Regions from separate parts of the Homo sapiens genome. Here region 1 is linked to region 2. Evidence: chromatin contacts called from ENCODE Hi-C or POLR2A ChIA-PET data. All regions are on one chromosome and are shown on one strand. The core of a region is the stretch at or near the end of the contact, and the rest is flanking DNA. Distances in the headings are between cores, read along the strand shown.

Evidence for each region. A loop is a pair of places that touch in the nucleus more often than their neighbours do. ChIA-PET counts read pairs that join two places held with the same protein, here RNA polymerase II (POLR2A). Pooled maps may share reads with other maps.
Region 1: a loop to region 2 is called in a map of Caco-2, with 4 times the contacts of the local background. The contact joins two enhancer-like sites. A Hi-C loop is called at or near these places in 5 of 168 maps with a recorded cell type or tissue (Caco-2, K562, Right ventricle myocardium inferior and 2 more) and 6 of 50 pooled maps. POLR2A ChIA-PET finds 5 or more read pairs at or near these places in 4 of 52 experiments (Caco-2, K562, MCF 10A and 1 more).

The regions. Positions count from the first base shown.
Region 1 is chr1:207,918,664-207,921,809 of GRCh38, reverse strand. No RefSeq gene overlaps it. Among named protein-coding and RNA genes, the nearest start is that of CD34, 9.1 kb to the right of the region's middle. Within about 2 kb of position 1,816, at least 6 of the 41 ENCODE cell types and tissues checked have a DNase peak (open chromatin) inside an H3K27ac peak, as active enhancers do.
Region 2 is chr1:207,883,810-207,886,701 of GRCh38, reverse strand. CD34 (CD34 molecule) reads left to right here. Exons shown (of 8, transcript NM_001025109.2): 8 at 1-2,892. Among named protein-coding and RNA genes, the nearest start is that of CD34, 26 kb to the left of the region's middle. Within about 2 kb of position 1,466, at least 16 of the 41 ENCODE cell types and tissues checked have a DNase peak (open chromatin) inside an H3K27ac peak, as active enhancers do.

The DNA.
Region 1 (3,146 bases), core at 567-3,066, 35 kb before region 2:
AGATGCTTATTTTCAATTGGGTGGTTAGGGAAGACCAGAAGAGGAGGGGGAGCCACTTTGCAGAAAGTGAGCAGGGGAGAGAAGAAATTCGGCAAAGGAACAGCTTGAGTAAAGGTTTGAGGTTGGAAAAGAGCTTGGGGAGTTTTAGGAGCTGGAGCGAGGGGAAGGATCTACCAAATGAGGTGGGAGAAGCAGGTTGGAGTCCAACCCCTTGAGGTCTTATAAGCCATGGAGAAAAGTTTTCCATTTTATTTTAGAAAAAAAGGAAGCTATTGAAGTGTTTTCAGCAGGGGAATGAGATGGTCCAGTTTTAATTTTAAATACGGGGGATTGGCTCCAGGATTCCCTCCCCCAACTGTGGGTAACAAAATCTGCAAATGCTCAAGTCCCTGATACACAATGGCAGAGTATTTGTATATAACTTATGCATATCCTCCTGGATACTTTAAATCATCTCTAGATTACTTATAATACCTAATGCAATGCAAATGCTATGTAAATAGATATTATATTGTATAGTTTTGGGAATGATAACAAGAAAAAAGTATGCACATGTTTAATACAGATGCGATTTTGGGGGGAATATTTTTAGAATCCACAAATGCAGAACCCAGAGAAACGGAGGGCCAACTGTGCTTTTCTTTACCTGCTGTGTGAAGAATGGACAGGAGCAACTCAAGAATGGTCCTAGGGAGACCAGAGTAGAGGCCACTGATATTCCAGGTGAGAAGTGGTAGGTTCAAGACCTTCCTAGAGAAGATAATTTTCTACTTGTTGAGAAAACACACACATACATGCTAAATGAATCAGGTCATCTGGCAAATGTAGTAAAGTCATATGTTTGGACACAGAGTTTTGGAAAGGAGAGCTGAGAACATTCCAGGACCTTCCCAATCCCTCTCTAGCTCCAATCTTTTACCCTGGGGTCATCAGCTGGTCGCTGGGCTTGTTCCCCATAGGTTAATACATCCTCAGAGGAATTTCCAAGGCCCTGTCCCTAATATCCCCAACCAATCCTCCCAAAGCTCTCCAGTTTGGATATGACCATTTCTGCAGAATGCACACATCTGGGAAGCAGCTGCCTGGCCACTCTCACAAAATCATCTCCCTGTAATTCAGTTAAAGCTGGAGTAGAGAGGAGGCATGGGGGACTAAGGAAAAATGTGAAGTCTGCCCAAGATGGGATCTGGGTAGATGTCAGGGGTACCACCCCTGATCTTTGTAGACAGGCCTCCAGGGTAGCCACTGGGATTTCAACTGGCCTCTGTGTCTTCCTCTGATCCCCGCAAGACCAGATGTGTCCCACAGCTGTACACCATCTGCTACCCTCTACCCCAGAGGAAGCTATAGTTTAGAGCTTGAAGAAGTGGCGGGGAAGACAGTGAGCTCTCCCTTGTCTATAGAGAGTTAATTGTGGGAATAAAGAGTCTAGACTTCCCATGAAGTGGGCAAATGGTTTGGCATTCATCTGCACAGTGGCTCCCCAAAAATGTCCTGGCATGGGAAAAAATTTCAAAGAAAACTCAATGTCCCAGGGTTTTTAAACTCCCTTCCTACTCAATGTTTCACAGACTCTAGCTTACAAACTTCATCTTTCCTATTTGCTCTGCTCTGTGCTCCTCTTCTTTCCTCCCTTCCCCAAACACCGACACCCCGAATTCCCAATCTGGGTCATCAAAAGCCTAACAGCATCTATTCAAGCTGACATCTAATCCTCCCCAGAGGAAGAGAACTGCACTCCCATCCAGCAGATGATGTTATTGGCCCCCTCCCTGAGCTCAGAGGCTTGGTAGAGCCCAGACATATGGATCTTTTTAGAGACTTATGCAATTTGGCAACCCTGTTTCACACCCTCCAAGCCCTGCTGCTCAGACACTGCTCTGCAGAGAGTACACCCAGAGAGGGAGGGAGTGGATCCCTACATGCTCTTTTACTCTTATTCTTTCCTTGTCATTTCTCCTGGCAACTCTCTACTCAATTTGGAAAAAAAAAGTAAAGTGTTCTTCTCCTAGCCAAATCTTTGACTGAAAACAGGAAAGAGAAAAAAAATCAAATAAAAAGAAAAAGAGGAAGAGAAAATGGGAAAAAGAACACAGAACTGCACCATGAATATTCTGATCAGTTCTCCAAGACAAAGACTGAGAACCACCTGAGCCAACAACACACTGTCTTGCTTCTCCTCTTCTCCATCTGCTGTCTATGTGAATAGACATAGATTCCAGTCTATATGGAGCTCCTGGCTTTGTGCAGTGCACAACCTGAGCACTATCTGCTGCAACCCTACCTCCTCCAACACTTAATTCATCCTGAGCCTCTGATGGGTGAATTTGACCTTGCTCTATGTGCTCAGAATGATGTATAGTGCTTCTACTGAGGCAAAAACATCTCTGACGCTTGGTAGGCTCACACTTGCCCCTTTGTCACCTCAGTCAGACACACAGGTGACTGGCGTGTCTTTGAAAAATAAGGAACTTTCTTGCTGCTTATGGAAGAAAGAATGGCTTCTCTGCTCAAGGACCAACAGCCAGAACTGCCAAGGAAATTTTGTAGACTCCCCAGTCAGGAGTCACCAGAGGTCTGGTGCTAGAAGTATAAGACCTTCTAAGGTCCCAAGACCTAATTTCCAAATTGAGACCTTAGCACCGAGACCTTAGAATGTCTTACTCTCCTAGTACTAGACCTCTGATGGCTCCTGGCTGGAGAGTCTGCAAAATCTGAACCTTAAAGGGTGGGGCCATTTTGGATGAAGATGTTAAACTAGGAGGGGTCCATAAAATTCACAGGAATTAGGTTGTCCTTGAGCCATGCCCCCATGCTCTGCCTCTGAGGTGGTCTCTTCCAGGCCATAGGCCCAACTCAAAAGCCTAGAAGTGGGAGAAATGTGACGTAGGGAAGCTTTGCCTTTTTCTTTCGGACCCAGGCCTGGACCAACACCTTATTTTATTTTTGATGGCTTCATGATAGATGGGACCTCTGTATAAAGCTCAAGAGAATAGTTTGGGACAGATGTTTCCTTTCCAGCCACATTTTCCTGCCTCAAGTTAAAAATAGCCATCCTCTTTGCTTTGGCTTCCGTAAGATGTATGCCATTAAAGCTCTCTATTTGGGTTTACAGAGACAAAGGCTGTTAAGTCCCTGGCTTTCAC
Region 2 (2,892 bases), core at 217-2,716:
TCCTTGTTTGCTGTTGATTTCTTTCCAGAGGGGTTGAGCAGGGATCCTGGTTTCAATGACGGTTGGAAATAGAAATTTCCAGAGAAGAGAGTATTGGGTAGATATTTTTTCTGAATACAAAGTGATGTGTTTAAATACTGCAATTAAAGTGATACTGAAACACATCTGTTATGTGACTCTGTCTTAGCTGGGTGTGTCTGCATGCAAGAGTGACACCCTCCATTAGACCTAGCTAGACTGTGCAGTGATGTGGTGGGGAGGACCAGCCAGGGAAGAGGGAGCACCTCAGCAGACACAGGCACCAGCCAGGATGCTAAGGACCTTTAGCCAAGTCTGCCAACTATTCTCCTCCATGGGGAGAGGAAACATCCATTTCCAGTGGTAGAAAGGCAGACCCGAATGTACCAGGGAGCTTCCAAATGGAGGGTGGTATGTTGGGTTCTTAGGAGCTGTACCCTTCATGAACACCCTTCTGAGAAGAGGAGCATGCTGATCACTGCTGCAAAATATGCAAAACAAAGGGAAGGGGCAATGTCCTGTGCACCCTTTATTATCAGGCCACCCCCCTCCCCAGCCCCCCAGGTCAGAGTAGACACAGTGAAGGACTATGTGGGGACTGTTGTTCTAGAGACCTGGCAGCCAACTCAGGGAGGGGGCTGGTTTCCACCCTCAAGATTAAGACAGCAGCCTAATTAAAAAAAAAATCTGTAAGCATGTACCTCCCCCCAGCTTCCAAAACAACCCCCACCCCACCCCTACCAGGCCATAGGAAGTTGGGGAGGGAGTGCTGAGGAGCTCCAGGAAACACTCCCAAGTGTGTCGACAGTGGCAGAGGCAGTTGGGGCCAAACAAAGGTTGATTCTTCCATTCTTATCTCCATAAAGCCAGACCTTTCCCTTCAGCACTCCTCCACCCCCATCTCCTTCTTGCTTTTCTCCAACTCCTCTAATCATAGGTTCTTCCCTAGGACAGAGGGGAGGCGAAATGATGAGGTTCAGAGTCTTCCCTCAAAGGCGATGGCTGCCTTGAGGGTTGGAGCAAAGGATGATGAGCAAAAGACGATGGTAATCAGTAGGGAAGTCCAGCCCACTTGCATCTAGTTGCACATCTTGCCTTGAGAGTAATCCAGTGAGGGTCTGTCCCAGCTAGGACATCAAGTAGGAGGGGTGGGTTCAGGGTTCAGATTCCTAGGAAATATGGGAGGAGAGGAAAAGGCAACTTGGATGCACCTCCAGCTTCAGGCCTAGCAACCTGCAATGCATCTCACCCTGAGTTTGCTGGAATGTGTATGTATGCTTTGGGAGGAAGGGCTGTGTGTGTATTGCGGGGTGGGGTGGGGCAGCTGGTTCCCTCTGACAGCTGGACAGCTTGCCCTGAAGAATTTGCCTGCTTTCTGGAAAAATCCAACTTTCCCACCGTGGGCCTGAGCGTCCTGGTACAGCAATGGCGCCACCTGCTGGCCTTATTGAGGTCCTACTGCTCAGCCTCAGCTCAATCGCCTCCATGTTGGGCTTCTCTCCCTGGCTGCCCCACCCTCTAGTCCAATTTCTCTTGTACACAAAGCTCATATAACTATAGAACGTCACTGTTGAAGAGAACTTTAAAGATACATTTAATTAAACTCCCTTATGGTATAGTTAAAGACAAACTAAGGCTCAGAGAAGGGAGGTGGCTTGCCCAATCACCCAGAATTCCAAAGTCCTGAATCTGTAGTTTTCCCTTCCATCATATCATCCTACTCTTCTGCCGAGTCCTCCGTGTTACTCCAGTTGGATGTCATGAAGCCAGTGTGGCAGTGTGAAGATAGGTTTGGGACTTCACTTCTGGAGCATTTCATCAACATAAGCTATCCTAGGCCTGGCCAGCCAAGCAGGTCCTGGAGGAGCCCCAGGACAAAGATCACAGGAGGCCATGAGGTTCGGCTTCTTCGGCGCCCACAGTGAGCCCAGGAAAATTAGCTGTAGGGTATTACACTGTTGACTATGGAGAGCATATCTGGAATTATCTTCAGCCAGATTTTCATCTGAATGGATAAATGGGAATACCATCTAAGTCCAGATAAATAGATCACTTCCATCTCATCCCTTCTAGGTAGATTAATCCCACACTTCCTCTTCACACAAAACCAGTAATAGGTCATCGATTTTGTGCAACAGGATGCTGCTTCTCTTCCTAAAGCCCCCATCGAAGAGGCTTCCAGCCACCATTCAATCATTCATCAAGTCTTATGATGTGCCAGACACTGCGCGAAATGTGCCAGAACATCTGTTATGTGCCAGACACTGTTCTTGAGACTGGGGATACAGCAAACACTCATGAAGCTTATAATTCTAGCAGAAGAGGACAGTAAACAATGTCATCTCAGTAAGTATATACATGTGTTTTCAGGATTGAGAGCTATGAAAAACATAAAATATATTGAGAATAATGGTTGGTATTTTACATATGGTGGTTACTTTTAGAAAAATAACAGTGGAGAGCACAGCTTCACTTGAATGAAGTGGAGAAGCAGGTTGTATGCCAAGCTGGGAGAGATTATCCCACACAGGGGAAAGGACAAGTGCAAAGCCCTATGATGAAAAGCTGCCAAGTGCAGAAAGCCTCAGATGGCAGGGGGCAAGATGGCCATGAGGTTGTGTCAGTGAGTGGGGGTGGGGAGAGGCAGGAGGTCAGACTACATGGGGCCTTTTTAGTTGTAGATTGGGAAGCCACTGGAGGGTTTTGAGCAGAGAAGTCATATCATCTGCTTTATGTTTTAAAAGGATCATGCTGGCTGCTGAGTAGAGAATAGAGGTTGAGGGATAAGAAAGTAGAAGGAGACCGTAGCAAGAAGAACGATCATGGCTGGGAGCAGGTGATCATATTGGCAGTGATGAGATCAAGCAGAATTCA